Regions from separate parts of the Homo sapiens genome. Here all the other regions are linked to region 1. A link is a loop called in an ENCODE intact Hi-C map of the cell type or tissue named here. Cell type or tissue: PC-3. All regions are shown on one strand. Each heading gives the region's core, and the rest is flanking DNA. Links, peaks and the distances in the headings are about the cores only. Region 1 overlaps PLCB1 (phospholipase C beta 1). Region 2 overlaps PLCB1 (phospholipase C beta 1). Region 3 overlaps PLCB1 (phospholipase C beta 1).

Evidence for each region. Peaks named below come from ENCODE experiments on the same cell type or tissue, not always from the same donor. Only the 100,000 strongest peaks of a DNase experiment are listed, where the experiment ranks them.
Region 2: a loop joins it to region 1, with 4 times the contacts of the local background. A loop is called at or near these places in 4 of 110 quality-filtered maps.
Region 3: a loop joins it to region 1, with 4 times the contacts of the local background. A loop is called at or near these places in 23 of 110 quality-filtered maps.

Annotation. Positions count from the first base shown.
Region 1 is chr20:8,848,055-8,858,727 of GRCh38, forward strand. The region is part of intron 31 of PLCB1 (phospholipase C beta 1); the gene reads left to right. Among named protein-coding and RNA genes, the nearest start is that of RNU105B, 22 kb to the left of the region's middle. RefSeq lists a silencer at 10,448-10,673. In PC-3, for the core only: a CTCF peak has its summit at 5,913 (motif pointing right); DNase peaks (open chromatin) are centred at 5,907 and 7,407; H3K27ac peaks cover 344 bases.
Region 2 is chr20:8,752,995-8,763,667 of GRCh38, forward strand. PLCB1 (phospholipase C beta 1) reads left to right here. Exons shown (of 32, transcript NM_015192.4): 24 at 4,052-4,184; 25 at 7,413-7,466. Among named protein-coding and RNA genes, the nearest start is that of RNU105B, 73 kb to the right of the region's middle. In PC-3, for the core only: CTCF peaks have their summits at 6,813 (motif pointing right) and 6,839 (motif pointing right); DNase peaks (open chromatin) are centred at 3,617 and 6,807.
Region 3 is chr20:8,785,713-8,796,385 of GRCh38, forward strand. It overlaps PLCB1 (phospholipase C beta 1), which reads left to right. Exons shown (of 32, transcript NM_015192.4): 28 at 2,737-2,813; 29 at 2,921-3,010; 30 at 3,806-3,863; 31 at 4,463-4,549. Among named protein-coding and RNA genes, the nearest start is that of RNU105B, 40 kb to the right of the region's middle. In PC-3, for the core only: a CTCF peak has its summit at 4,946; a DNase peak (open chromatin) is centred at 4,939.

The DNA of each region.
Region 1 (10,673 bases), core at 978-8,977:
CAAAAGCCTTTCTAAGGACCTTAATCACACTCATGAAAAAGGGCCCTCTTGACTTAATCACCTCTTGTTTGCCCCACCTGTTAATACCATCACATTGGCCATTAAGTTTCAACACTTTAACTCTAGAGGGAACACATTCAAATCATAGCACAGGACAAGGTCTGGAAGAGTCCCAAGAACATGAGCTTATGATCCTACGGAGTTAGGGTGTGCTGCCCTCCTAGTTCATGGATGTATTCACCAACCTGGAAGCTTTACATCATTATTTAAGAGTTTTTATAACTCAATCTTTAGCTCTCCCACCAGGTTAGTGAGGGAGGCTGAAAGTTCCAACCCTCCAGTCAGTTGATCTGTCTGGTGATCACCCCTATCCTGAGGCTCTCCAGGGGCCCTATTCTAAATCTACTTATTAACATAAATTCAGATATGATTGAAAGGGGTTTACACAAGGCCTCCTTATCACTGTGAAAAACCCAAGCGTCTTAGGAGGTCTATGCCAGAAACCTGGGACAAAGACTAAATATATTTCTTATATCACATCTGGGTACCCCAGCATTAGGGAGGCCATGTCTCCATGTGCAGGAGTCATAGTCTTGTGTACTAAGCTACTCACCTCATGAGGAGTGTGTGGATGAAGGAGGGCTGGGGGGCCATGAGGGCCCAAGGGATGGGCCTGTCTTGCCCACATCTGGAAGTCCGGGATGAGGACTGAGACTCTCTTTGTAGCAGGTTCCCCCCAGTGATTCTGATGTCAGTTGTCCACAGGGTGCACTTAGAAAGACAAACTCTGCAGAAGGATCAGAGCTAAAGAAGAATAGCTTCCCCTCTTTTCTCTCTGCTGCCTAACATTTCTTAGTACTAGTCAGAGCTTGGGAGCCACACTTGGAATTTCAAAAGAGGAATTTTTCATGCTTTTCTAAATGGATTGCATTTTGGGGGCTTGGAAGCCAAACACTTAGAATCTGTAAACAGTTTGTCCTGGGAGAGAATGGCTGCAGGCTTTCAGAACAAGAGAGGGAAATTTAGGCTGACTGCACCCTCTGCTTCTCAAAGCTCTTTCTGCTAAAATGCTATAGTTATATGTGGTCGTAGAAATAAAAGAGAAGCCAAACACTCAAGTGGGCACTGCTTCCCATTTTTTGACTAATGAGAGATTATTCAAAATCTTGATATTGAGTTCTTACTACCTACCCAAGCACTGAGCTGTCTTCTGTAATCATCCACAATATCTATGATGTCAGCTCCATCATTATCATTTTATGTAAGGAAACTGAGATGCAGACTGGCCACTGGCTCAAGCTCATACAACTATTCACTGACAGAGTTAAGAACCAAGCAGGGCCGGGTGCGGTGGCTCACACCTGTAATCCCAGCACTTTGGGAGGCCGAGGCAGGCAGATCACCTGAGGTCAGGAGTTCGAGACTAGCCTGGCCAACATGGCAAAACCCCATCTCTACTAAAAACACAAAAATTAGTAGGGCATGATGGTGTGCGCCTGTAGTCCCAGCTATGTGGGAGGCTGAGGCTGGAGAATCGCTTGAATCTAGGAGGTGGAGGTTGCGTTGAGCCGAGATCATGCCACTGCACTCCAGCCTGGGTGACAGAACAAGACTCCATCTCAATAAAATAAAATTAAATTAAAAATTAAAAGAAAATATAAAAAAAAGAACCAAGCAGGGCTGAGCGCGATGGCTCATGCCTGTAATCCCAGCACTTTGGGAGGCCAAGGTGGGCGGATCACGAGGTCAAGAGATCGAGACCATCCTGGCCAACATGGTGAAACCTCATATCTACTAAAAATACAAAAATTAGCTGGGCATGCTGGTGCAGGCCTGTAGTCCCAGCTACTTGGGAGGCTGAGGCAGGAGAATTGCTTGAACCCAGGAGGCGGAGGTTGCAGTGAGCCGAGATCACGCCACTGCACTCCAGCCTGGCGACAGAGCAAGACTCCGTCTAAAAATAAAAAAAAGAACGAAGCAGCCCGGCCCTAGAACTCATGTGCTCTAAACCACTACTCTAAACCAGCTCTTTAAAACACGTAAGTGTAAATGTGCACAGATTTCAATTTAGAGCTGTGTGACTCCCAGCAGATTTCTTTTTTCTTGAGCAAAGGAGATGCCACTGTGAATATTAATGTCTGTCATAGCCAGAGCAGACACTCTTCAGCTTTTGGGCAAACTAAAATGCTCAAAAATACCCACAGGCACAACATTTTCTAATCGTGCTTCCAGAGCCAGGCAGTGTGTTCATGCATGTAAGACGCTGTATAAATGTAGGTAGTAGCACCAATAGTGCTCATGAATTATGGATGAAGAGGAACATCCAGAGTCAAACATTCCTGAGAAAGCAGACCAGGCTCCCTTTACTGGGTTAGGAAAAGATAAAAGGCTAAACTTCCCAAGGCAGTTGACTGGTGATTTTTCATTCTAACATCCGAAAAAATAGGAATAAAGTTGCTATGGTTTGAATATATGTGTCCCTTCAAAATTCATGCTGAAATTTAATCCCTAGTAAAACAGTATTAAGTGAGGACTTTACGAGGTTTAGGTCATGAGGGCCTTACCTCCATGAATGGGGATAGTGCCCTTATAAAAGGGCTTGAGGGAGCCTGCTTTGCTCTTTTTGCCCTTCTGCCATGTGAGGACACAGCAAAAAGGTATCATCTTGGATGCAGGAGATGAGCCCTCACCAGACGCCAAATCTTCTGGTGCCATGGTCTTGGAATTCCCAGCCTCCAGAACTGTGAGAAATAAATTTCTATTAATTATAAATTACCTGGTCTAAGATATTATGTTATAGCAGCAGGAATGAACCGAGACAGCAGCCTATTTCAGAAGCCTGTCTCTGATGCTCCTATTCCAACCAAAATCTTTAAGCCAGAGATCGCAACCAGTAACCTGGCTGAATAATCCACAAACATGGTTTATTGTACTCACACATTGTTATAATGTTTTTTTCTTAGTGTTCTTTCATCTTCTTGTTGAACAGGATGCCAACTTTAAAAATAAGGAGATATCCTTTAAAAATGTTTCCTTGCTTTAATTGAAATATTCAAAGACCTGGCTCACTGGGGCCATGTTCCAATGGACTTGGCAGCAATTAGCTGGATCTGAGGAGTGGAATCCCCGATTAGATGACCTTGTGTGCTCCCTTTAGCCACAGTCACCATCACTGTTTGTTACCTTATACTCACATACCACCACTGACTACCACCAGTGCTTTTCACTCTTTTTCTTTACCTCTCTTCCTCCTAAAGTCATTTGCATTTAATAACTGCTAATTTCCTGTTATTCAAGGTCCCTAGCAATTTATGATATATGTGTTTGCTTATATAAACTTGCTTCAACAGGCCACAGTAGCCTAGGAGGTAGTCATTGCTTGAAGATTTATACTGGGCTGCAAAATAACCCTGAGTGTCTACTCAACTTTCAGTTCGAAGTGCCTTATCCTGTATGGTAGTGGGTTACTTTTTGCATGCCAACTCCATCATATGGTAGCAGATGCCTGGGACTTTTTGTTGATAAGGATTCCAAGGCTATCTAGATGGCCTGGAAGTACCACTAAGATTGATTAGTGATGTCTGCCATAGTCACCCCAGCTGCTGCTATCCATCAGAAGTCATCAGCCCTGTGCTTCCATCTCCATTTCTTTTTTTGGTTTTTTTTTTTTTCATTTTTTTCATTTTTTTTCATTCTGAGTGTCATCATTTAGGAGACTCACACAAAAGTAAGAGAATCTTTCTAGGGAAATGTTCTCTTTTCTTTGCTTGAACTGAAGTTGCAATTTAGAGGCAGTTACCCTTAACCCTGGCATCTTTTTCCCCCAGTACAAGTGTTCATAGAAGCACCACATGTAACAGGCAAAAACTGGAAACAACCTAAATGTCCATCAACAGTGGCATGGGTAAATGAAGTGTGGTGTATTCACATACTTTATAGCAATTTTTAAAAACCCGACTACAGCTATCTACAACAACAAAAAAAGAAGCCAGATGCAAAGAACTATAGACTGTATGACTGTTTATATAAAGTTGCAAAATAGGCTGCTGTCTCAGTTCATTCCTGCTGCCAGGTTTTATCTCTGCCTCCTAATTATTCTGTCATTTCAGCCACATCTGGGGTTACTAAGTGTCATTTCTAAATTGTACCTACTGACATTAGCGAATATCTTTTTGCTGGTCTCCCAAAAGAAAGATCCATCATTTTTCTAACTCCTAATTGAAGAACCTAAGAAAATTGCTGTGTTACAAAGTGTTCCTTTTCATCAACCACAAAACAATCCTCCAGGACAGAGTTGAGCAAAACCAATTCTGTCCAATCCAGTCTGAGTCTAATGACAGAAACTACTCTGAGTTACCTTATTCCTGATATTCCAGGACTGACATCAGGGCCTCTGTCCCAAGAAGTGGAGGAAGGCAGAACTCCCACTAGCCATATCCCAGCCTCCTTAAGATGGGCCTGTGGTCCTGGGAAATCTGCTCTTCTAACCTTTCCTTTGTCCACAGAAGCCACATCAGTAGAGGGTCAGTTACAGACAAGGGGCACACAGTGAATAAGGAGGCACTCACTTCTTGGATTAATTGGCTTAGTGTGAGAAGGCTCACTTTTACATCCTAAGATTGGAAAGTGCCAGAGGCCCCCACAAATCTCCAAAAGCATAGTTTGCTCTCCAATTTTCTCAACTCTTTCCCGGTTTGTAATGTTTATTGTTTTCTTATAATATTTACCAACCATCTTACCTCACCAATGCTAGATCCTACAGGTAACAGAAGCACAGTATACCAGAATGATCACATCCAATAGCCCCTGGCTGGCTCCAGGTGTCATGAAGTGACCTCTGATTTTGTTACTGCCCCTGAGTGGTGGCCAGAAGTTACATTATGTCAGTTTACAGTGTGGCAGCCCCCATATCCATTGGGGACATGAGTGTCAGGCAGGTCAGGTGAGTGTCACCACCTGGAAAGTGGAAGCATCTCTAAAAACAACTTCCACAGAATGCATGAATTTACAGATGATATGAAAACATGTGCATATTGAATTTTCTGAAAAATGGCTTATCACAAAATTTAAAAAAAGTATTTATCAAAGGAACTTTGGGCACATAAGGAAATAAATCCAATAGTATGCTCATGACAATTAGTTATATAAATAAAATAAAGTAGGTTATTAGTCCATATAAGATAGCCTCAGGAAAAAATTAAATGCCCAGATAAAAAGTATGCAGCTTGACAAATTTTTACAGAATTTATGAAATTACCACTTGTGTCAAGATACAGAACATTATCAACACCCCAGAAACTTCCCTCGTGCTCCAACCCAGTCAGTACTACCTCCATCCGGAAGTAACAGCTATTCTGATGTCAGTCAACACAGAGATTAGTTTTTCTGTTTTGCAACTTTATATAAACAGTCATACAGTCTATAGTTCTTTGCATCTGGCTTCTTTTTTTGTTGTTGTAGATAGCTGTAGTCGGGTTTTTAAAAATTGCTATAAAGTATGTGAATACACCACACTTCATTTACCCATTCCACTGTTGATGGACATTTAGGTTGTTTCCAGCTTTTGCCTATTACATGTGGTGCTTCTATGAACACTTGTACTGGGGGAAAAAAAATGCCAGGGTTAAGGGTAACTGCCTCTAAATTGCAACTTCAGTTCAAGCAAAGAAAAGAGAACATTTCCCTAGAAAGATTCTCTTACTTTTGTGTGAGTCTCCTAAATGATGACACTCAGAATAAGACGCTTTCTTCTCCTTCCACAGTCCCCTGTGCTGAGGCATTTTATGTGATTGTGTGTGTAAGCTTCAAAGCGTTATTCAACAAAGAAGCGCTGTTCTCCCAAGCTCTAACCATTTACTCGTAATGGGCATATGGTATTTCGAGTGCTGTACTTTACTATTTCACCACTAGAGGGCAAGAGGAGCCCCACAATGCTTGACATTGCCAGATCTGCAGTCAAAATGATTAATCATGAGGCAAAAACAAGAAGCCAGAGGGAAAAAAGGAAGAGCTCACAAAGGCAAAATAAACATCCATAAACTTAAACTTTCCTGGGTAGGGAAGATCTGAAAAATGTCACCCATGAGCCACTTTCTAACACTCGTTCCATCTTTCTTTTTCCAGTGTGCAAAACTCAATTGCACAGTCCTCAGTTGCTGAAACTACCACCCAACAGGGTGGGACTAGATCAGGCAGACAGATCTCAGAGGGCATTTTTTTTTAGCACTGCCTAGAGCCTTGGTTATTAGGAAGCCGAGAATCTTGCAGAGGTCCCAGGCCTCAGGGGCTCTGAACAAGCAACAGAGAGTTCTGTGATTTCTTCTTCATTCTAAGTAATATTTCTTCCAATAACACCATGGTGTTTACTAAAATCAAGGCACTAATGAGTAAGGCTACCAGCCCCAACACCTCTCCTTTTTCTCCTCTTCTCCCGGGTCCAGGCCCTTCTACCTGCCACAAACTTAATCAAGATTACAGAATGGAGATGTGTTGTTTTTTGCAAGGGGAGGGGAGTAGGGAAATTAATTACGAAGCCAAGTTGCTGTTAAACTATTTATAATAAATTTCTACTGGAAAAGGACCTTTGGCTGACAATCGTTTTCTTCTGCCTCGGCATGACCAAATACAGTAAGAATTCAAAAGGAAAACTGAAAAGCGAGGAAGAGCCCACAGCTGGAGCAGTCTGTTTTCACGTCTCCACGCTGGCGAACGACAAACTCGGCAAGGAGCCTCCTGTGTATTTCCTGTCCTCGTTATCTCAGTTCTTGCTCTGAAGGGCTAAGAAGCCTTCACCGTTAGCCAAGACTCCTTCGTGCTTCAGCTTAATTTTCCTTGCATAATTTTAAATACAGATCATGTCTACAGTACAGCAATTAATGGATAGCCTAAAGACTTATTATTTCAAACTAATTGATATGTAGGAAAAGTTTAAATAACATAACGGAGAGGGGAAATTTTAAACGATGTATGCACAATGAATTTAAAATTTCTCTCTGTTGCAGATGGTAGCAAAAACATATGATTAATAGGGGGATGTGATCAAAATGTAGAACTGACTTGGAAATCTTTCTCTTTTTGATATTCTTGAGCATATGATTGGAAGGAAGAAAGATTCAGACATTTCAGAAATGGGGTAAGGGGTGCAGGGGAGAGCAGATTCTTCCCCCCCCACTCACTCCCACCAATTCTAGGGAGTTATCTCACAAGATAAAAGAACACCTGAGTATATTTTGAGTTGTGCTGTTAGGTCAGAAATAAGAAATGGGAGAAGAATGCCATTATTTCCATTCTAACTCTTTGGTCAAATCCCCCTCTTGAGATAAACTTGAGAGAGAAGTCTACAAAGACCAAGTTCACCCAGCTGCAGCAGAACCTGTTCCAAGTCACCAGCACTCCCAGACCCAGGATTCCCTCCAAATTCTAAGAAATGTGCTGTGATGAATCACCTCACTGACACACAAAAAAACAAAAATCTTTCTAATTTCCCCATTCACATTCCAGCAAGTTTAATAGGAAAGTTTAGAAAACTCATCTGAAGAAAGAATACTCTTCAAATGGGAGAGAGCAGGAACATTTTGTTCTAAGAAGGGATTGAGACCTAATGATGCCAGACAACATTTTAAATATCAGAACACAGCATTTGTAAGAAAATAGAATCTGCTTCAACCATAAACCATAAGGGGGGAAAACTACCTTTAAAATGTATTTTCTTCATATCAAATTCATGTCATAAGAATATCTGAATGACTTCTGGCCAAGTCACTTAAATTTTGTGGTCTTCAGTCTTTTTGGTCTTCTCAGATGTAAAATTTGCCACAGACTGGTTATTTTTTAGAACCCTTTCTTCCCTTCTGTTCTCCTACTTTATTTAGGTAGCTCTACACACACATTTTGAAAATTGGATGAACAACCTCCTTCTCATTGGTCCATGCAAGACCATATTACTGTATTTATAATATAATACACACCCATATACACCACAAAAACTACAATACTGGTTTCTCCCCCTCTGGTACCCTGGCCTTTCATTCTCCACCCTCTGCCCTTCAAGGTAACAATGAATCTGAAACGTGTGCATGTATATATTCCTGTTTTTTATATTTACATGGTTATAGATATACATGTGCATATATATCATGCATATGTATTCCTATAACACTTTATTTTTTTATCTTAGTTGTTTTAACTTCATAAAAATGGTATCATATGGAGTATCATATTGAAATATGATAATGTAAGTTAAAGGACCATACTGAACCTATACTGTATAAAATTTGGGGGAGCCTACAATTTTTCACTTAAAAATATGTTGCTTACTTTGGGAGGCTGAGGCTGGTGAATCACTTGAGGCCAGGAGTTCGAGACCAGCCTGGCCAACATGATAAAACCCTGTCTATACTAAAAATACAAAAATTAGCTGGGCGTGGGGGCACACGCCTGTAGTTCCCAGCTACTGGGGAGGCTGAGGCATGAGAATTGCTTCAGCCAGGGAGGTGGAGTTTACAGTGAGCCGAGATCACACCACTGCACTCCAGCCTGGGCAACAGAGCAAGACTGTGTCTCAAAAAAATAAATAAATAAAAAGAGCCAGACACAAAAAAGTATATACATTATTATTCAGTGTATATGAAGAGTTAGAAAATATGCTATCTTGGGTAGGGGACAGGATGGCTAGTGATTGGAAGGTGGCAGGTAGAGGTCTTATGGAGTGCTGGTATTGATCTGAGTGCTGGTTAAATGGGTGTGTTCACTTTGTGGAAGAAAATCCTAAGTCCATGAATTTGTTGTATCAGTTAGCTATTGCTGTATAACAAATTCCACCACAAAACTCAGGGGCCTAAAACAATAAGCATTTATTATTATCCACAAGCTGGTGAGCTGGGAAGTTCTCCTGGTCTTAGTTGTTCTCACTTATGTGTCTGGAGTCAACTGAGCATGAGGTGGACAGCTCTGCTGGTGATACTGGTTGGACCCGCTTTCATGTTTGAGGGTCACTTGGATGTAGGTTGGTCTAATATGGCCTCTGCTAGAACGACCGGATCTCTCCACTTAGTCTCTAATCTGTGAACAGACACGCCCAGGCTTGTTCACTTGCTGGTGGCAGGGTTTCAATAGCAAGAGTAGAGGCACATGTGGCCCTTTGAGAACAACTCAGCACTGCAACAGTATCACTTTTGTCATATCCTATTGACAAAACAAGTCACAAAAGAGGAGTGAAGAATGGTGGGTTTTTGAAAACTCAATCTACCACACTTCTCTTATGTGAACTTCTCTCTGTGTACTAATGAAAAAAATTTAAATAAAGTATATCTAAGTATAAGGTATCTATATTGTTAAATGTTGCTATAGTTTATTTTGACTTATTCTATTCCATGAATGTATCGCACTTATCCATTCTACTGTCAGTTTGCATTTAGTGATGTCCAGTTGATTGCTGTTTTAAGCAGATCTGCTGTGAACATGCCATCTCATATCTCCTAGTATGCAAACTCTGTACCAGAAGTTTTCTTGGTTGTATACCAAACTGTGGAATTACTGGGCCATAGGGAATATGAATCTTCCATTTTACATGATGATGCTAAATTGTCTTCTGAAGTAACTATACCACTTTACACTTTCTTCAGCAATATATGAAAGACTGTATTACCCTGACACTTGCCAATAGTTGATATTAACGTCAGACTTCCTAATATTTCCTACTAAGATGAGTATGAAATGATATCTCAATGTGGTCTAGATCTGCCTTTTTCTGATCAGTGAAGAAACTGACCATCCCTTCTATTTAGTTTGTTTTTGTTTTGCCTTTAGCCACATGTTCCTTCTTAAGCAAAATGCCTCTTTGTATCTTTTGGTAATTTTTTTCAATTGAGTGATTGGTCTTCTCATTACTTCATAACAATTCTTTATATATTCTCAATACTATTCTTTTGTCAGATGTGTTTGTTGTGAAAATATTTGCCCAGTTTATCACTTGCTTCTCACCTTATTGAGGGTGTCATTTGAATAAGTTTCATAATTTTAAGTATTTGAATTAAATTTTTATTTAATTTTTATTGTTAGCTTTACTTGAGGCCTATTTAGCCAATCCTTAACTACCCCAGGATCTGAAATAGATTAAAGGTTTAGCAGTCAAAACATAAACTAAATACTGTTTCATTTGCACTCACACACACACACCACGGCCTGCTCTTGTTACAAGCAGTTTTGGTAATGCGGCTCCTGTGTTCATTATGAAATATTTAGGTATGGACTTGTCCTCAGTAATAGCATCTAAATATCACAAACTCAGGAAATCTAAATTGTTCTGACAAGTTACAAGAATAATTTCAAAGAACATTTTCTTTTGGCAGTAGACCCTGATGTTGTGTAGTAATGGAAATGTTTAAATTCCAATGATAGGACAGGGATGGCCCTGGCTAGAATAACACAAAAATCATTCAAATCTAAATGGCATAAGGCTGCAGCAGTCCAAGTGAGATCCCTCGGGGAGTCTTGGACCTTTTCCAAGATGTAGGCTCTCTACAGTGTGAGTGTGCAGAGATTGTATGATTCCACTGGGGTCACTTCCACTGATGGGTTCAATGGACTACAGCACTGACCTTCACATGGCTTGTTTTCATAGCTTCGAGTCCTAAAGGGAGATAGGGTCATAGGAATATTTCAACAGTGTAAAC
Region 2 (10,673 bases), core at 1,816-9,815, 94 kb before region 1:
TGAGCTCTGCCTCCTGTTAGATCAGTAGTGGCATTAGATTCCCATAGGACTGTGAACCCTATTGTGAACTGCACATGTGAAAAATCTAGGTTGTGGGCTCCTTATGAAAATCTAATGCATGATGACCTGTTACTGTTTCCCATCACCCCCAAATGGGACCATCTAGTTGCAAGAAAACAAGCTCAGGGCTCTCACTGATTCTACATTATGGTGAGTTGTATAATTATTTCATTATATAGTACAATGTAACAATAATAATAGAAATAAAGTGCACAATACATGTAATGCACTTGAGTCATACTGAAACCATCCCCTCAATAACCTCCTCTCCCCCTGGTCCATGAAAAAATTATCTTCCATGAAACTGGTCCTTGGTGCCAGAAAGGCTGGGGACCACTGACTTAACTTGTATATAACATCTGTCTCCAGAAAATCATGAGGTCCCTGACAAGAGTCAGACTATGCAAGGATCTCCAAATTCCTTAGCCCAGTGTTTAATGTCCTCATTACTGACCCTCTTCTCTATGCCTTTGCTTGGCCACTGGGGCGAGAAGGTAAGAAGCTCCTGGCCCACCGAGTTCCCAGCACAGTCCTGTCACTTCAGCATTACTAAGGATGCATAGCTCACTCTTGCACCATCTCAGAATTCCAGGCAAACTCTGCTCCTCCTGGCAGAGGGTACAGATTGGCAACTTCTGGGCCAAATGCAGTCTGAAGATGTGCTCTGTTTGTCTTTTCAGTGATTGGAAACTGGGAGAGTTCACTCAAAACTTTCATTTTTCCATTTTTCTCAAAACCTGGGTGGAAATAGGCTAAAAATGAACAGCAGCCACTGCCCCATTTACAGGCTGTCTCTCTCCTGCTCTGGACATGACCTCACTTTGCCCTATTGCATTAAATCTACTTCACTGGTTTCTATCATTTCCACTAACTGCCTATTACTCTACAGTGTGAATAGTATCCTTAGGGGTTGTGTCCCAAGAGTGACACAGTCCACTCTACATGGAGACATCACCAGGTGTGACCCCTGGACTAAGCATTTCTCTAAAGCCTACTTCAAAGTCCAGCACCAACCCTTGGTGCCCACTTTATCCCCGACTGCAACCATAAAGTATTTGCCTGAATGTTTACTTAACATCTATCTGCTTTTTAAAAATGTCTTTGATTTTATATAGTACGTCCCTTTTTGGAAGGTGGAGGCTTTGTCTCACATGCCCTTGATAAGCAGAGATTTATTTTTTCCTTTATTTGACTCAAATTGACAATCGAACTTGGTTTCCCAAGGGCATACAGCTACATGGAGTATCTGAAAACCTAATGCAAATCTAAAAATAAACTTGTTGGATCCAGTTTGAATGCACCTCCAGTCTAACACCTCAAGACACTAATTTTAGTTGCCAAAAAAAAAAAAAAAGCCACCATTATTACTTTCACAGAAGCTGGTTTTCCCTAACTTCCATTCTTTCCTCCATCAAAATTTTCTTTTTCTCTATCCTTTTTCAGAGGGCTAATTTTAGTGAGCTGTCACATTGGGAAGAATCTGGTTCATTCCCCACATGGTTTTAGAAACCAACTTGGATATAATGGGGAAGGTCAGATCCCCACGGAATAGGGACATCTTCCTACCTGCTTTCTAAAGCAGCTGAGTTTGGTAACCATGGGCACCCTCTTCAGCTGGGAGGCCAGCAAAGCGTTACCCCTGCTGTATTTAAGCCAAAGAACCACCCACTGTGGGTGTATAGGTCCCATGTAGTCAAATCTAGTTTTTCAAGGGAAGTAAGAAACCCATTGTTTCAGTATAAGATCACCTTAATTAAAAGATTTGACAACACTGGTTGAGCCAAAGAAAATGCATCCATGTACTCCATTGGGACCATGACTTTCCAGTTTGCAATGTCTTGCTGAACAACACATACACAATCCTTTCCCTTTGCATATAATTCTAGGGAGAATTTTTCTGATGGATGTAACTAAATAGTGTGACCATACTGGCACTTACCCATCAGAAGTAGTCATTTTTCAAAAGAAAGATTCTGCCATAGTGAGCTATACAGGCTGCCCCGGTTACTTGTTTAGTCTCCTGTCTCCCCTAACTGATGTCCAGCCACTGCTACTAAGGGCTCTTCCAGCATTGAGTAGGGTGTAGTAAACAAGCAGGGATGATTTGTTGAATTAAAATAAGTTCTGCCATCACTTAATGCAGTTTTGGAAGATGGTTTAAAGATGATTTGGGAAACAGATTAAAAGCCACTGGTGACAATCAGTGTCACTATTTTCACTCTTATCTTACTTTTTATAAGAAAGTTATTATAGGTCAATTTTTCATCTGTAATCACATGCCAAAATGTCACAATGTTAGGCTCCAAAAGACTTCTGGAAAAATATATTTCCTAATGTATTTTTAAAATGTGCTACAAAGTAGAACATTGGGATAGCCTCATTGTCAGTAAAACCTGCCAGGGACTTGGAAGGCAATTCTGATAAAGAGTTACAGAGAATTTAGCATATTGAAAAGCAACATTAAAAGAGTATGTAGGCAATTATTTTATAAGGATCAGCATTTATTCAACAAACATTTTTAAACTGTTTACTGTGTATAAGGTATGTGGAATTAGCTGCTGGAGGGTGTCGAATGAAGATTTTACGTTTCAATGCATTTATTATTATTATTCATTGGTAGTATTCCACAAGCTTAAAGGTTTTATTTGTTTTATGTCAACATAAATAACAAACAGATGCTCTCTAAAAGAAAATGGTATTATTTAAGAATAGGGCATACTAAATTATGTGCTTAGTCAGGGAGGGAAGGAAGACAAAGGTTTGTAAAGGATAAATGAGGAGGGTTACATAATTGTTTTCAGATGATTAGCCTTGGCTACAAGGATCAATAACAAGAGTGACCTCAGTCTGACGTTGGACAGGGAGTTGCTAGGCAGGTGTCCTCACAGAAGTATTTTTTGTGTAAAGTTGCTATGGCCTTTGTACAAGGTGATGGCTTTTGCAGAGTCTTTTGTGAGAGTTTTTCTTATCAGGCATTTATGAGTGAGAACCTTCTCTTTATGACATTCCCTGGCTCTTTTTGTCAGGGTTTTTTGGGTTTTTGTGGGTGTTGTTGTTGTTTTAATATAAGGGACTCCATTTAGATTCTGACAACTTTCACATTATTTAACATCCACATATTTACTCTGTGCCAGAAACAATTCTAAGTACTTTATAAGTATTAACTTATTTAATCATCTAAACAATCTAACAAGATAATATTATGATCCCCAGTAAACACCTGTCTTCATCTATAAGGATAAAGAAATTGAAGCACAGAGAGTTAAGTGAACTGCCCAAAATCACACTGCTGGTAAATTGCAGGGCCAGAATCTGAACCCAGGCAAGCTGTGCTCCAAAATGTGTGTTCTTATCCATCACATCGATTAGCTCATTCTGTAAAACAACCCCAAACTTGGCAGCTTATAACATCAACTAGTTATTATTTTTCATGCATTATCTGGTCAGCTGGGCAGGTCTGCAGATCCAGACCAGACTCATAGACTCAGCTCATCTCAGCCGGGTTCACTCAAGTGTATGTGCTCAGCTGGGGACTGGCTGGTCCAGGACATCCTTGACCAGGATGACTCAGCTCTCTTCCAGAAGAGCTGGATGACAGACCAGGATGACTCAGACCTCTCATCCTCCATTGCTATAATAGGACCCTGAGAAACAGTGGAAAAATTTGCAAGGGTCTTTTGTATCAAGTTTGCTATTCTCTGATTAACCAAAGCAAATCACATGGTCTGGTCCAGAGTCAGTGTGGAAGGGCACCACCAACGGGCATAGACATAGGTTGGTGTAAAAATTGGAGACTTTAATACAATTAACCTCCCATAGTCATGGCTCAACACTATGCTGTTTTAACCCTGCTTTCCAGGGAGTATCAAATTTGATATTTCCAACTCCAAAAGAATTGTGAAGATGCTATAAAATGTAGCCTTGTTGGTTTAGGAAGGCAAGAAAAGAATAAAAAGAAATGTGGAAAATGAAAGGATATTTATAATTTTAGGCTGATCCTGGAGAAACACCATCAGAGGCTCCAAGTGAAGCGAGAACGACTCCAGCAGAAAATGGGGTGAATCACACTACAACCCTGACACCCAAGCCACCCTCCCAGGCTCTCCACAGCCAGCCAGCTCCAGGTAAGCCATCTGGAAAGAGCTGGACAACATGAGCAAGATCCTCCAGTTCATTAGTGCCACTGACGGAGGCGCTGTGATGTGGGTAGCTAAAGCATCAAGTGGGGAAAGATGTGTGGACTTAGGAGGAGCTCCGTCAATGTGCAATTAATGAATGAAAGCCAGAAGAGAGTCATATGTGCTCATCTGGCTCTACAGATAACTTATGAAACCACAACAAAAAAAATCACCCAGATTTCCGGTGTCCTTTTTCAGTGATGAGTTATGACCCATCTGCTGGCACAGTTTGAGAAGAATTCTCCAAGCAGCTTATAAACAACCATGCCTTAGAAGTGCATTCTTAGTCTTGCTTCATTAATTCTGTGCCAAGGGCTCCTTTCCCTCTTTCTCCAACTTTCTTTTCAACATCTTTGAGTGTCTGCCCTGTGCTGGACACATTGCTAAGCTTTTCATATGGATCATTTCAATTCCCCCCATACCAGGCCCAAGAGTAGATTCTATTATTGTCCCCATTGTGCAGATGAATAAGCTGCCATTTTCAGGTGATAAAGTACTTATTGAAGGCCACAGTGCCAGGGAAGAGTGACCTTAGGCCTGATGCAGTTCCCAATGATACTAACATTCTTGCTTTTAGCTCCTATATTACAGCCAAAGCCACACTCTTGTCTCATTTCTCAAAATGAATAAATGAATAAATAAATAAATAAATAAATAAATAAAATAAAAATCCTTTGATTTCTACGCAGCTAACTTTGACATTTAATCTTATGCAGCTTTGTGTAACTATTCCTTGTGTGTATGTCCTGTTTACCCCAGTAGATGGGAGGCTTCCTAGGTAGACTTCAATTTGATGCCTCCTCTGTACATCACACAGTGCTGGGGAATAGCATGTACCTGATAATTTCTTGTTGAATTGGTTAATAAAGTAAACAAAAGGGAGCAGAATTTCCTTCCATGAAGGTGTGGAAAGGAGCTCCTTTCTTTGTCATACTAGATCAGGGTGCCAGTAGATCCAGATCTTTTAAGGGTATTTCTCATGGGAGAGAAAGAGAATTAAAAAAAAAAAAACCAATTATATTTAATTTGTATCAGACACGCTTGAACTGCTTTTTAAAAGGTTGCTGGCCAGGCATGGTGGCTCATGCCCGTAATCCCAGTACTTTGGAAGGTTGAGGCAGGTGGATCACTTGAGGTCAGCAGTTCAGGACCAACCTGGCCAACATGGTGAAACCCCCATCGCTACTAAAAATACATAAGTTAGCCTGGCATGGTAGTGCATGCCTGTAGTTCCAGCAACTCAGGAGGCTGAGGCAGGAGAATTGCTTGAACCCAGGAGGCGGAGGTGCAGTAAGCTGAGATCGCACCACTGCACTCCAGCCTGAGTGACAGAGCGAGGCTCCATCTCAAAAAGAAAAAAAAAAAGTTGCCAAAGTCAATAATAGTAAGAAGATGACGTTATAAACAAGAAGTAAATTTTCAAATAAAGAGTTTTATATACCAAATACAAACATCTTGAATGCTTCTGAAATATAAATCCATCATTTAAATGTGTGAGTAAATAGTCATGTGTTCCTGAAAGTAAAAGAGAATTTAGCATTTTCACATTTAATTTTTTTAACTTGATATTTTGGAATAATTGAACTTACAGAAAATATTTTTTAAATGGCACAGAATACATTGCAAAAATAACCTCTTCTTCCCCTAAAGTTAACATCTCACGGGATCATGGGGCAATCATCAAAACCAGGAAAGTAACATTGGCATGATACTCTGACCTAAACTGCACAATTTATTTGGACTAACCTGCTTTCTACAGTAATGTCCTTTTACTGTTCAAGATTCCAACGCAGGATCCCAAATTGTATTTTATTGTCATGATTCTTTAGTCTCCTTTAATCTATGGCAGTCCCACAGTCTTTCCTGTCTTTCATAACCTTGGTACTTTGGAAGAACTCTGGTCAGTTATTTTGTTGAACATCCCTCAGTCTGGGTTGGTCCGATGTTTCCCCATGATTAGGTTGAGGGCATGCATTTTGACAAGAGCACCATGCAAGTGATACTCGCCTTTCTCAGTGCATCACATCACGGATATATGATGTTGCTGGGTCTCATCACTGATGATATGGGATCACTTGGTTAAGGTGGTTTCTCCACTGAAAGTTATTATTTTCCCCTCTTAGATATATTGGGAGAGCTACTTTGAGACTATGCAAATATCCTGTTCTTCCTTAAACTTTTGCTTACTGATTTTTAACATTCACCAATGGATCTTTCCTGTAACAGTTATTACTGCCTAGTGGTCAACATTTGACTTTTATTTTTATTTTACTTTATTTTATTTTGAGACAGAGTTTGGCTCTTGTTGCCCAGGCTGGAGTGCAATGGTGTGATCTCAGCTCACTGCAACCTCTGCCTCCTGGGTTCAAGCGATTCTCCTGCCTCAGCCTCCCAAGTAGCTGGGATTACAGGCGTGCACCATCACACCCGGCTAATTTTATATTTTTAGTAGAGACGGGGTTTCGCCATGTTGGTCAGGCTGGTGTCGAGCTCCTGACCTCAGCTGATCCATCTACCTTGGCCTCCCAGCGTTTGACTTTTAAAAGGTCACTTGTCATTCCTGATTTAGCCAGAAGATGGCGATAGCATTGCCTAAACTGAATTTGTTCCAAGTGGATGTCTTTTCTCTTTTCTCTCGTTATAAATGGGGCATATAATATCACATTTTTTTTTTTTTTTTTTTTTTGGAGACAGACTTTCACTCAATCTGTCACATAGGGTGGAGTGCAGTGGCATGATCTCAGTCCACTGCAAACTCCACCTCCTGGCTTCAAGTGATTCTTCTGCTTCAGCCAACCAGGTAGCTGGGATTACAAGTACCCGCCACCATGCTCCGCTAATTTTTGTATTTTTAGTAGAGACAGGGTTTCACCATATTGCCAGGCTGGTCTTGAACTCCTGACCTCAAGTGATCCGCCTGCCTCGGCCTCCCAAAGTGCCGGGATTACAGGAATGAGCCACTGCACCTGGCCTAATGTTACATTTAATTAGGTTTGTCTCAAAGCTGCAAATGAAGACTTTTTAAGAATAATTTTTATAAAGAATTTTCTCACACAATTTGTCATTTCTCTGAAAAGAGATTTAGATTCAAGGCCCAAATATGTTTGTTTGTTTACAGGAAGAATAAAATTTAAAAAGTTGAAGAGGCTATTTATTTTATCTTTTATATTACAGGTTCTGTAAAGGCACCTGCCAAAACAGAAGATCTTATTCAGAGTGTCTTAACAGGTAAATGCCACCCTTTCCCCCCATGGAATTAAGCAGCTCAGTGTTACACAGTGGAAGTATTTAGAGGAGAGGAAATTTCCATTCATATCTGAAAAACAACATCATTAATATTTCTTCTTCTAAAAAATCTAGAGACATACACTTTTAGTTTAGTCTACATGATATGATATAATCACAGAGAAGTAACCATACTTTGTAGCTAGAACCCTACTGGCATAAAAATAATGTAGTTTCACAAGATAGCTATTTCAGCATCAAAGAATAGTTTCATGCTGGAAATGTAACCCAGTGAACAAGAATGCCTGTCTTCCCAAATTGCCAATAATAAACTATATTTTAGATATGCAGAATATGATCCATTTGTGAGCATAAAATGCACAGTGTTTAAGAACTGTGATACAGTTTGGAGTTATTTTATATTTGGTTAGTCACATAAACTAGTGGAACTAAAATTGGTACAAGCTTTGTGCAGTACAATTAGCAGTATGTAGTGGAATCTTAAAAATGTTTATAATACTTGGTTCAATATACAACAGAAATGTACACACACGTTCACCAAAAGCAGCACCACTGGTAAGGGCCAAATCTAGAAACAACCCAATGTCCATCAGCTGTAAGGTAGGTAAATAAATTGTGATAAATTCCTAGCATGGAACAGGAGGCAACTGCAGGAATAAATAAACTCAAGTCACACACAACATGGATAAAACTCAAGCATAATGTTGAGGAAAAAAGTCAGACACAAAAGAACATATTCTGTAGGATTCCATATACACCAACTTCAAAGACAAAACTAATCTGTGCTGTAGAAACCTGGATTTGGATTATACTTGGTGGGAGACAGGAACCAAAAAGGAAGGCTTCTGGGATGCTGGCCAAATTCTAACTTTGACCTAAGTGATGGATATTGAAGCACATTGACTTTGGGAAAATTTACAAGGCTATACTTTTATGATTTATGCACTTTGATGCGTATATTTGCATTTCATCAAGAAATGCATAAAATATGCGTAGAAAAATTACTTGAGGAAAGTATTAAAAGAAAACAAAACATGGTTTGGTTTTGTTTTGTTTTTGAGACAAAGTCTCACTCTGCCACCCAGGCTGGAACACAGTGGTACAATCTCGGCTGACCGCAACCTCCACCTCCCGGGTTCAAGCAATTCTCCTGCCTCAGCCTCCCAAATAGCTAGGATTACAAGCACGTGCCACCACACCCGGCTAATTTTGTATTTTTAGTAGAGACGGTGATTCTCCACGTTGGCCAGGCTGGTCTCGAACTCCTGACCTCAGGTGATCCACCCGCTATTTTTAGTAGAGACGGTGATTCGCCACGTTGGCCAGGCTGGTCTCGAACTCCTGACCTCAGGTGATCCACCCGCCTCGGCCTCCCAAAGTTTTGGGATTACAGGCGTGAGCCACTGTGCCCCTCCCAACAAAACATGTTTTTAAAAGATTTAGTTCTAGGCTGGGTGTGGTGGCTCACGCCTGTAATCCCAGTACCTGGGGAGGCCAAGGGGGGGGCGGATCACCTGAGGTCGGGAGTTCGAGACCAGCCTGACCAACATGGAGAAACCCCATCTCTACTAAATATTACAAAATTAACCGCTGTGGTGGCGCGCACCTATAATCCCAGCTACTCAGGAAGCTGAGGCAGGAAATTCGCTTGAACCCAGGAGGCGGAGGTTGCCGTGAGCCAAGGTTGCGCCATTGCACTCCAGCCTGGGCAACAAGCGCGAAACTCTGTCTCAAAAAAAGAAAGATTTAGTTTCATGGGAAACAACACCATATTAATGCATACAACAAGAGACAGCAGTGTTCCTAGAATGTTGTTTAAAATAACGTAAATGAATGGACAAAAGGCAATGGTCTGTACCAATACATTAGCTGTGATTATATCTTGGTGGCTTATTTATAAATGATATTTGTGTCTTTATATAAGTGAGCATTACCTTTATACTTAAGAGCATAGTCTAAGGAACAGCCTCTCTCATCTACAGACTTTTTAAAAATAATAGTTTATGTGGATTTATTTCTAATCGTAGGTTAGAACATCTAGAGCCTTATTTCCAAACTGCCTATAGCTGATATGCTGTAAACCACTTTTAAAGAAATAGAATTGCATCTGCCTCCAAGAATGCAGCAATTCCTTGGGATTATAAATTCTTAATGTAATAATTTATTATGCAACCATAATGAGTCAATTTGGGCCTGAAGGAAACCATTAAATAAATGTACCTGGTTTTCTCCATGGCCTCATTCTCAAAAGAGATCGAATGTCAGGAGAATAGACACAGTATAAGAAAAGGAAACATATTTCTATTGCTTAAAGACCTTAACATTTAATAACATAACTTATTATTCTAGTCTCAATGTTTATTCACTAGACATCTTATTTTCTATTCAGGTCTCTTGTTATTCACAGCATATATTATTTCTGAATCTCTTGATAGTTTCAAATATTTATGGTAACATTTTTTGTTCCCAGAAGCAGGACATTCAATTCAAACCATGGAAACATGTGAACTATGACTTGATCTAGGTCCATATAAATGATAATTCACTGGAGTTAAGATACCATCAGTTGTAAAGCATCCTACGTTCATGTATTGCTAAAAAAGAAAAGCACTGACCAACCATCATACCCCACCAACCATAAGATGCATCTTGATTTCGGAAATGTTAACATATTTTTTAAATGCACATTCTAGAATTGATTGAATATATCAGTAAAATACAGATTAGTTTTGTTTTGTTTTGAGACGGAGTCTCACCCTGTCGCCCAGGCTGCAGAGCAATGATGTGATCGCGGCTCATTGAAACCTCCGTCTCCCGGGTTCAAGTGATTCTCCTGCCTCAGCCTCCCGAGTGGCTGGGATTACAGGTGCCTGCCACCACACCTGGCTAATTTTTGCATTTTTATTTATTTATTTATTTATTTAGAGACAAGAGTCTAACTCTGCCACCCAGGCTGGAGTGCAGTGGCACAATCTTGGCTCACTGCAACCTCTGCTTCCCAGGTTCAAGCAATTCTCCTGCCTCAGCCTCTCGAGCAGCTGGGATTATAGGCATGTGCCACCATGCCCAGCTAATTTTTGTGTTTTTAGTAGAGACAGGAGTTTTGCCATGTTGGCCAGGCTGGTCTCGAACTCCTGACCTCAGATATCCACCCACCTTGGCCTCCCAAAGTGCTGGACTTACAGGCAT
Region 3 (10,673 bases), core at 1,531-9,530, 62 kb before region 1:
GGCAGAAGGTCTGTGAGTTCTCCAGCTTAGTCTCAATATTGACTGGAGGCCGATGCTGCTGAGGATAAAGGCAGTAGGCGGAAGGGAAACAGCACATGTGAGCAGATGCTGGCATAATCAAGAAAATATTCTGAAGTCAGGTGAATGATAGAGATGAGGACATGGAAACAGGAATATAATTGTTACTGAATTCAAAAGAGTTGCTGGGAGACTTAGCAGTGGCTTGTAGAATGAGGGAGGGTCCACCAAGACAACCTCCCACTTCAAGTCTGGCACAAAGCATCCAAATCACCTCAGGAGATTTTGAGAATATTGATTCCCAGGCCCTACCCCTAGACATTTGGAGTCCATAGGTCCTGGAATCTGTATTTTTAAGAAGTTCCCCCACATGATTCTGATGTTGCAGCCAAGGAAGGTGATCCCTGGATAACTCTCTGTAACTCCTTCAAGTGGTTGGAAGAGGAGAAAAGCCCTCTAGGGAAGGGAAGGTGCTAGTGAGAGGACACTTTCAGCTAAATAGAGACGTTGCAGGAGACCCCAAGGAAATGGCCAGAGTCTTTGCACACTGGAATTTTACATCTAGACAGCTTGATAAATGGCATGACTACAAAGTAATGCCTCATGATTTCTTTAATTGTGATAATCATGATTAGGCAATCCCTTTTGAATGATCAAATAGGCTTTCTGCTGGCCCAAGTCCTAGTTAATATTTGTTCAGATTTAATCCACTTCACAGATGAATGCATCAAATTTCATGATAATTTTAAACGAATGTGGATTCCGTATCGTAATTCTCTTGCAAGCCATGGAACCTTATTTGTCTGGGTTTGTACCCATCTCAGCCACTTACCAGCTTTGGGGCCCTGAGCCCAGGACTTGAGCCAGATGTGTCAGCGTGTTCTTATGTAAAACAAAAATAATAACACCAACCGCATAGGGCAATTCTCAGAATTAAATAAATACATGTGAATCTTTTTTGTTTTTTTTTTTTTTGAGACAGAGTTTTGCTCTTGTTGCCTAGAGTGTGCCCAGAGTTGCTGGAGTGCAGTGGTGCAATCTCGGCTCACTGCAACCTCCACCTCCCGGATTCAAGTGATTCTCCTGCCTCAGCCTCCCAAGTAGCTGGGATTACAGGCACCCACCACCAGGCCTGGCTAACTTTCTGTATTTTTAGTAGAGACAGGGTTTTACCGTGTTGGCCAGGCTAGTCTCAAACTCCTGACCTCAAGCGATCCACCTGCCTCGGCCTCCCAAAGTGCTGGAATTAAAGTGTGAGCCACTGTGCCCAGCCACATGTGAATCTTTTAAAACTAGGCCTGACATATAGAAATTATCAGTTAAAGTGTTGTAGGACCCTATCCTTAGTTCAGCTAAAGACGGGTTCCTTGTCACATGGCCACAAAAAGTTAGGCTTGAAGGCAATTTGAAGAGTGAGGAGGACAGGGTTTTATTGTGTTGAAAGGAAAAGAGGGAAACAGGTTATCTCCACAAGGCTGGAGTCCCTGCTAGTGTGCTTCCCACCTTGCAGATTGAATTCCAAGTTCCACCCAGGAAGAGGAGTGGCCAGGCTCCTCCCTGCTGCAAATGGGGTGGATTTCTGTGGCTCCACCTCAGTGTGCATTCCTCCCAGTGAGCAGGCCCGTTGCAGTTTTTCCGGGGACTCCCTTATACTTGGCTGTCTCAAAAGTTTGTGGTATTATGATTTGTCTTGTCACTATTACAGCTGCCACTTATAGAAGACTAGTCAACTCAGCTTGCCTTATATGTTTTTGGGAAAGAGAATCTCCATCTATGGGAAAAGCAGTGGGGGCTTTCAGAGGATGTCCACACTGTCTATTGGGTGCTCCAGTAAGAAGGGTTGAGTCCAGTTGCTACAGCCACCTGAAAACCTTGCAGAAGGTTCTCCAGGTTCCTCATGAGGAAAAAAGGAAAAGATTACCAGGCACAATTACCTTTATGTAATTGGCAAACACTTACTGGGCATCAAGTGAATATTAGGAATTGTGCAGAATACCAAGGATACAAAAACACAATTGATGCCCCCTTGGGGCTTGATTTGATAATAGATGTATGACAATAAATACTTGCGTTCACAGTGATGTAGTGACAGTTCATTGAAAGCACAAAGAGAATTTCTGATGTTCTTTATATCTACTGGAAATTACCCACGCAAGAACATAAATGTCAACTTCTAAGATGGGAAACTCATGTTATCCTCAAAGCAATTCAACAATGAATGATAGTTGTGAGCCAAGAATTATAACTTGCTGTTGATTATAACTTACATTTGTGTCATACTTATTTTTATTTTGAGCTTCACAGCACCTCCAAAGACATAAAGACAGTGATCAACTGAGAAAATGTAGGTTCTGAAAATGTAGGGTCTTGCCCCAAATTTCACTTTTAATAAGTCTTAGGGTAGAGATTGGAACCAGGTTCTACACTGTAAGTTGTCTTTGCACTGAGCTGGGCTATAATAACTGCCACAACAATCTAATGAATTCTGTTTAATTAAAAAGAGATAATAAGAAGAATTTCATATTAAAACCCATAAGCCTAGATAATATGATGGTTCTAAATTGTCCTCATTGCCAATGTTAGATGTCTGACAACTTTAACTATTGTGAAACATCCATCACAGATATTCTAACTATAGATTCTGTTGTTTGAGGGAGGTGGGAAGGAAGCTCTGTTTGCAATCATTTGAAATAGCAAACTGACATTTTCTTTTTCCAGCTTATTCAAAAGTTGACGGATGTCGCAGAAGAGTGTCAGAACAATCAGTTAAAGAAGCTCAAAGAAATCTGTGAGAAGTAAGCCCTCATTCCCATTACAATTGACATGTGCATCTGAATTTATTCAACACAAATTCCCATCTGATTTGCCTCTTTTTTCTCTTTTACTTCCATTGTGACTTCAGAGAAAAGAAAGAATTAAAGAAGAAAATGGATAAAAAGAGGCAGGAGAAGATAACAGAAGCTAAATCCAAAGACAAAAGTCAGATGGAAGAGTAAGTCAAAAGTGTCCCCTCTCCCAAACAGTTCATCTGGGAATTATTTTATTTTGTACGTCAGAGTCACAGGTTCATAACCAGTCAAAGACTCCTTCGTGAAGTTTCTCCTCTAGTCAGCCTTTCAAAAGATTCTTTTGGTAAGGTTTTTAACAGGGAAGGCTCAAGCAAAGACTGGTTCAATAAAGGAGTGAGGCACACCCAGGGCCTTTTAGATAAAGAGTAAGCAAAGAGCTTCCCTCAGGGAAAGGCTAAATCCTCACTTCCTACCCATAATCTTCCTGGCATTTAGTGAAAACAGAGCCTGTGCCTTGGGAGGAACCTGACCTTTGTCCAAAGGCTGGCAGATTATACCTTCCTTGTAGCAGTAATAAGAATGTTGCTATGGCTCACACTTGTAATCTCAGCACTTTGAAAGGCCTAGGTGGGAGGATTGCTTGAGGCCAGGAGTTCAATAGGGGCCTGGGCAACACAGGGAGACTCTGTCTCTACAAAAAAATTTTAAGATTAGCTGGGTGTGGTGGTGCACACCTATATTTCCAGCTACTCAGAAGGCTGAGGCTGGAGGATGGCTTCAGCATGGGAGGTCAAGGCTTCAGTGAGCCATGATGGTGCCACTGCACTCTACCATGGGCAACAGAGCGAAACCTTGTCTCCAATAAATAAATAGATAAAAATAAGGAAAAAAGAAAAAGAATGTTGAGAGTTCTGTAACCTTTTATCTAGAAGTCTGAGATTACCATTTGTCAATTCTGGATGAATTGGTATAATGATGTATTCATCATTTGCTTTTAGGGAGAAGACAGAGATGATCCGGTCATATATCCAGGAAGTGGTGCAGTATATCAAGAGGGTATGTGGGCTCATCACGCTCTCTCCTTTGCAAAACATGTGTGAACATTTGGTGAGCTCGCTGTGAGCTTCTGGAAGGAAATGTCATGCCTTGCCATAACTTTTTATCACTAGCACCTAGCAGAGCTGTTTCACAGGGTGGGCACTCCTTAATCAACATTTCTGCAAGTTGAATTGCAAACCACTTTGTAAAAGGATTCATCTAAAAATAGAGTCAAGTCATTTCCAAAGTCAAGAGCCCAGAAACATATTGTAAATGATAGTGTTCCCAAAAGAACCTTTAATTGTCATCAATGATAGAGATGATGGCAACCTCGAAGGGCTGTCCTTTTTTTTTCCAATTTAATGTCATAGAAATGTTTACATATTTATAAAAAGGTAAGAACAGTGCAGTCCATTGATCACCACCTCCCACCCTTATGTTTCTGTCACCTAGCTTCAACACTTACTACAGTTTCCTATACTTGTAAGTGTAGTTCTTGATCAGGAGATCAAATAATCAAATGTAAGCCATAGATCTGAAAAGCTTTCGGTATTTTCTGAAAACGTGCACTTTTAAATGTTTAGATGAAAGTAATGTTTCTTGTAACTTTCTTATAGCTAGAAGAAGCGCAAAGTAAACGGCAAGAAAAACTCGTAGAGAAACACAAGGAAATACGTCAGCAGATCCTGGATGAAAAGCCCAAGGTAAACGGAACTGAATTAAAATGAACAATTATTTTATTTGATTTCCATTTAGTAAGAGTAAAACCTTCCTGGTTTACATAAGTACCTTGTACACAGTCTCAGATCAGTTCTTGCATATGAAACTCATGTATCTTTCTCAATGAAGGAAAAAATATAGCAATATTCAGTAAGCATTTATCATCACCTGGTGAGCTTTTAAAAACTGCAAATATGCAGAACCCAGCCCCAGAGATTTGGCTTTAACTAATCTGGGGTATGGCTCAGACAAAGGTATTTTTATAGTCCGTTTCCCCTGGAGAATCAGAGACTAACCAAACCTTCAGTTTGGGTACTACTAAGTAAACGTCAGTTCTAAATAGCTGATGTAATGTTGTAATGCCACCCTCTGTCCAGCAGAGGATGCCCTGCACCAAAATCACTTTGGTTTTTATCTAGCAAAATAGTCTCATAAATCAGAGAAAAGCAAATCTTTTGTTTCCCATAGTAACAGTTGATTGGGGCTCTGCTTTAAAATTATCTTATGTTCATTGTTTGGTTAAAATTAATTGTCTTATGAATATTAACTTTGAATGAACTGAGTATCTGTAGATCAAATACTTTGAGGTTACCAAATGGCATCTCAGTTTTAGAACATTCCTTCCATTTTGATTCATCACTGAATAGTTTTCTGTTTGTGGAAATTGTGTTTTTCAATTTTCCTGCGCTTCTATTTTCAATTTAAAATATCTACTCTAAAAAGTACTGCCATTCCACACAAGCATTTCTCGAGTCCTAAAAGTTAAAAAACGTTAGTTTTATTTAATTGTATGTTTCATTCACCAGTTTACTTCTTATAGATTTCTTATGGATAATTCTAAATATATTTTCATGGTTCTTTGTGCTCTTATGCTTTCATATTTATTATATAAGACATTTATTTAATATTTTTAATTTCTAAGTTTTTAGGGTTGGCAATATAGATTCTCAAGCAAGAATTAATAATTACTTAGATATGGTGCTAATTCTTACGTTTCTCCTATAAACATATAATGTAGATCTTCTCAGCCACCCTCTCAGGTTGATTATGCACTAATAAAGTGGAATAAATTTTAACATAATTTCAGAAATTGCTATACTTTCCAATCAGAATTGATCTTTTTAAAATGCTCAAATTATTTAGAGCAAAAGATCCAGTTTGACTGAAATTTAAGAAACACTTTAATAATAATCAGTCTCAGGTGATATATTCAGATACATACATTTCTAATCTATGCTGTCTGGTTTTAAATTTGTCATTACTTTGTACACTGACATAATAGAATTTGCTTATGGTTGATGGCTCAGCTAGTTTTTGTATTTCAAAAAAATTTAGGTAATATGGTTCTTTTCAGAGTTTCATTTTGCTTTTTTTTTTCATGCGTGTTTTGGTTCAACAATGTTAACTATTTTACTTACAGATAAAATGTGAATGTAAAATCATTAATGTGTTTAAATTATATAACTCTCAGTATCAGTAACCCATACAAAGATTTTCTTGTTACTGCTCTAGGTCATCATGATTAAAATCAACCTCAGTAAATGTGGAAGCACCCTTAAACTTCTTCCCTGGATATAACTGGACATGAAAAGAACTAATAACTTTTGGCTGATTTATTAACAGTCAGGGTGCATTCAGCTGCAATTTTACAATAAGCCCAATTAAAACTGGCTTCAACAGTTATAGTATTTAGTAAGCCACGTTACTGGAAATTCAGAGGTACTACAGTTGTAACAGTGATTAATTTAGTGGCTTAACAATTTCATCTCCAGGTATTTTTAGAATTTCCACTGTTGTTGCCTTCTAGATCCAGACCGTGAACTCAGTCATGAGATGGCTGCCCTAGCTCCACACATCATAACCTTACATGAAACCACTCAAAGGACGTGCAGCAAATGTCTTCATTTTGTAACCCTTTCTAGGATTGAGAAAAACCTTCCTACATCCCCTCTAGCTGGTGTTTCCTCATTGGGTACAATGGCCTCATATTCCCATTCTTAAACCAATCATGGGCAGTAGGGTATCACTTTCATGATTGGCTTAGAGTAATTAAGATTCACTCACAAGGCTAGAGAGAGTTCAGTTTTCCTCAGTTCCATGGTCATCAGGTACCTGAACAAAACTGATATTTTATCATCAAAGAAATAGAGGGGAAATAGCAACTGGGTAGACAGGTTACATACAGTGTACGTTACAGCCATGTTTATAACAATTTTTTGTTTCTTCCTTTCTGGCCCCTTGGAAAGAGATCTGAAGTGTTTCTATGAATTTTTAGTAGTTCTATTGTCTGCGTTTTTTATTGTAAATAGGTACCATGATGAATTCCTCTGTGCTTTTCTTCCATGAGGTTGCTCCATGACCATCTTTTTGTGTCTGGATTTGAAGGTTGCCCATGAAGATTGTTGGTTCCATGTCAAACTAAAGCATTTCTTGAGGGTTTTTCTTCATGGCTTAAAAACGTTGTGCCTTAAAGCTGTGATTTTATTAATAAAATAATAAATCATGACTGTTAACATTGTAGGACATGGTGGTTAATAAAGGGAAATGACAATGACAACAGGAGCAGCAATAGACAGTAGAGTAAAAGAACAAAATCAAGTGTGAGACATGTGAAGAAAGACCAAAGCACAGGACAGCAAAGTAGGTATTAATAAATGGGTGGTGAGGAGAGGCCAGGCCAGCATAGCAGTCGCTGATGCTCCTGTAACTGTGGGGCATGGATGGAAAATACAGTAACACTGGCTTTGAAATAATCCCTCTCCACATCTAGTACTGAAACAGGCTTTGAATCTTGACATAGACATGAGGGAAATTAGCAAAAGCAGAAACAAAACAAGGAACAACCCAAGGAAATGAAACTGATCAATAGTATCTCTAAAACAAGTCCACGGAGTCAGTTCCATTCAGTCAGATAAGAAAACAGAGTGATTTCGTGACATCTAGAACTTTATGAATGGTTCCATTACTGGGTTTTGGATGAGGAACGTGAGCTGACATTGCAGCAGGTAATATTAAAGACAATTGTAACCTTCTTATGAAGAAGAAACCATGCCAAACTTTGCCACAGGTTACTGAGGAGAATAGAGTTCCTCCCTCAACTAATTTACAGATGGTATCGGGGAATCTGCCCCGATATTCACGTAGGTTCTTTTCTATTTTTCCTAAGCATCGGCTGGCTTGAGAAATAAAGGGACAGAGTAAAAAAGAGAGAAATTTTAAGGCTGGGTGTCCGGGGGAGACATCACACGTTGGTAGGATCCGTGATGCCCCCACAAGCCGCAAAAACCAGCAAGTTTTTATTAGAGATTTTCAAAAGCGGAGGGAGTGTGCAAATAGGTGTGGGTGACAGACGAGTACTTAACAGGGTAATAGAATATCACAAGGCAAGTGGAGGCAGGGCGAGATCACAGGACCACAGGACCACAGGACCGAGGCAAAATTAAAATTGCTAATGAAGTTTTGGGCACCATTGTCATTGATAACATCTTATCAGTAGACAGCGTTTTGAGATCAACTGGTCTGACCAAAATTTATTAGGTGGGAATTTCCTCTTCCTAATAAGCCTGGGAGCACTATGGGAGACTGGAGTCTATTGCATCTCTGCAGCCTCAACAGTAAGAGACAGCTATGCCCGGGGGGCCAGTTTAGAGACCCACCCGCAGGCGCACATTATCTTTCTCAGGGATGTTCCATGCTGAGAAAAAGAATTCAGCGATATTTCTCCCATTTGCTTTTGAAAGAAGAGAAATATGGCTCTGTTCTGCCCGGCTCACCAGCGGTCAGAGTTTAAGGTTATCTCTCTTGTTTCCTAAACATTGCTGTTGTCTTGGTCTTTTTTCAAGGTGCCCCAGATTTCATATTGTTTAAACACATGTGCTCTACAATTTGTGCAGTTAATGCAATTATCACATGGTCCTGAGGTGACATACATCCTCCTCGGCTGACAGGATTAAGAGAATAAAATAAAGACAGGCATAGGAAATCACAAGGGTATTGATTGGGGAAGTGATAAGTGTTCATGAAATCTTTACAATTTATGTTTAGAGATTGCAGTAAAGACAGGCGTAAGAAATTATAAAAGTATTAATTTGGGGAACTAATAAATGTCCATAAAATCTTCACAATCCACGTTCTTCTGCCATGGCTTCAGCCGGTCCCTCCATATGGGGTCCCTGACTTCCTGCAACAAGATGGGATGAAGTTTTTTAACTAGAAAGTGATCATAGCTAAGTTTTTGCAGACACCAAAAGTATGTATAGGCTACATGACATCATATTTCTTCCTGTTCTTCCATTTCTTTCACCATGTTGTTGTATATAATAATTTACTTTCTCTTCATCCACTTATTCTAACTAATGTAATAGTGTGTTTCATGTTCCTAATCTTGTCTTAACAGGGAGGAAGCTCTTTTTTTACATTACTGTTTGCTCTGGGATATTACTATTTTGAGCTATTCTGAACCTTGATCAACTTAGAAAATCATATCAATATAATTTTCTAAGCCATTGGTAAATAAACAACTCCTTTGAAAGTAACAAACAGATATTTTGTAAATCTTTCAGCAAAAGAAATTTGAAAAGCCAATGGCTCAAAGTTAACAGTTTTTCAGTGGCAAAGAAGTATTTATTCTGGCTCAATTTAGAGCAAACTACACATGAAACCTCATTCAAAGTGTGACTTTGCTAGCAGTTTACTCAACAATGGGCATGTCATCTAGAGTTCCCAACATTTTTACCATCCTGCAATAGCAGTCATAGGAGAATATGCCTCAATCAAAATCAGGCTAAAAATTTGTTTCAATTCTGCATGTGAGCTGGGACCTTAAGTCTTTCTGGTCGCTATTTGGTAGGGGACCAAATGTGGCCAGTCACACTGGAAAAGTTTATTTTAGATTGTCCCACTTTGTGACATGCACTAGGATCTTTTCATGTGGAGAGTTCATTTTTTCCCTATGAAAAAAGAGATTCAATTAGTTTATTCATTTTGTAGGTAATTTTGAGGGCATTGGGGAAAACAGAAGTAGGTGGTCCCTCGAAGCAACTTGTACAATAAAATATTTTGGCCTCAATTTGACACAAAATGATGTTGTACATTGCTGCACATAAGTCCCATGGAAACTTATTATGTTATAAACAACAAGAGACACTCTTAGAAGGGAATACTTGGCTCCTTTCCAGTAGAGTTCTGAATTCTGGAGAAACATTCGACTGCATGTTTTCTAGCAATGAGATATTCGATTCAGTCCTTGAGTGTATGTGGGTTTCAGTTTTGTTTGAGTTGTGGCTTTTTATGAAATCCATAGTGGTAGAATTTTCAAGATGGACGCAGTAAACACTGGCCAGTCTTCTGACTCAGTGAAATAATTGGTTTCCTGGGGATTTCCATACCTGGGTTTGCCAAAGCCAGTAGGAAACATGGGGAAACCCCATCTCTACCAAAATACAAAAATTAGCCAGGTGTGGTGGTGGGCGCTGGTAGTCCCGGCTACTTGGGAGGCTGAGGCAGGAGAATCACTGGAACCCGGGAGGCGGAGGTTGCAGTGAGCCGAGATCGCGCCACTGCATTCAAGCCTGGGCGACTGAGTGAGACCACCCTGTCTCAAAAAAAAAAAAAAAAAGAAAAGAAAACACGGTTAGTCACAAGTTGCCTTGAGTCTGTTGTGAATATGCCAATGTTTATTGATCACTTTGCTGCTCCTGACTCTCTTTATAAGAAGAATCATCTTTTGAGGGGAATATTTAATGAACTATCTCCATAACCTCATAAAACAGTCAATAAATGTGTAATTTACTTTTTCTCTGATGCTTAATTTGTCTTTGATGCTTCTTAGAACACAGGTTTTCTGCTTAATTTAGCTCATCATCAAGAGAGAATTCCGGGAAGCTTTAGGGCATTTTAATTCATTCCCAAAGAACATTTCATCATGTAGCTACTGGCTCTTTTTTTTCCCTCCACCAAGGGAATATAGACTGATTTTCCTTATTTCCCCTCTGACATCTTTGTAACAGGGTGATTGACTCATCCCTCTGCTTGAAGTTAGTCTTGTTAGACCTACCGCTGGGCTCTGAGACAGAACCTTAAATGCGGCTGATATCTCCTGTGTTTGGG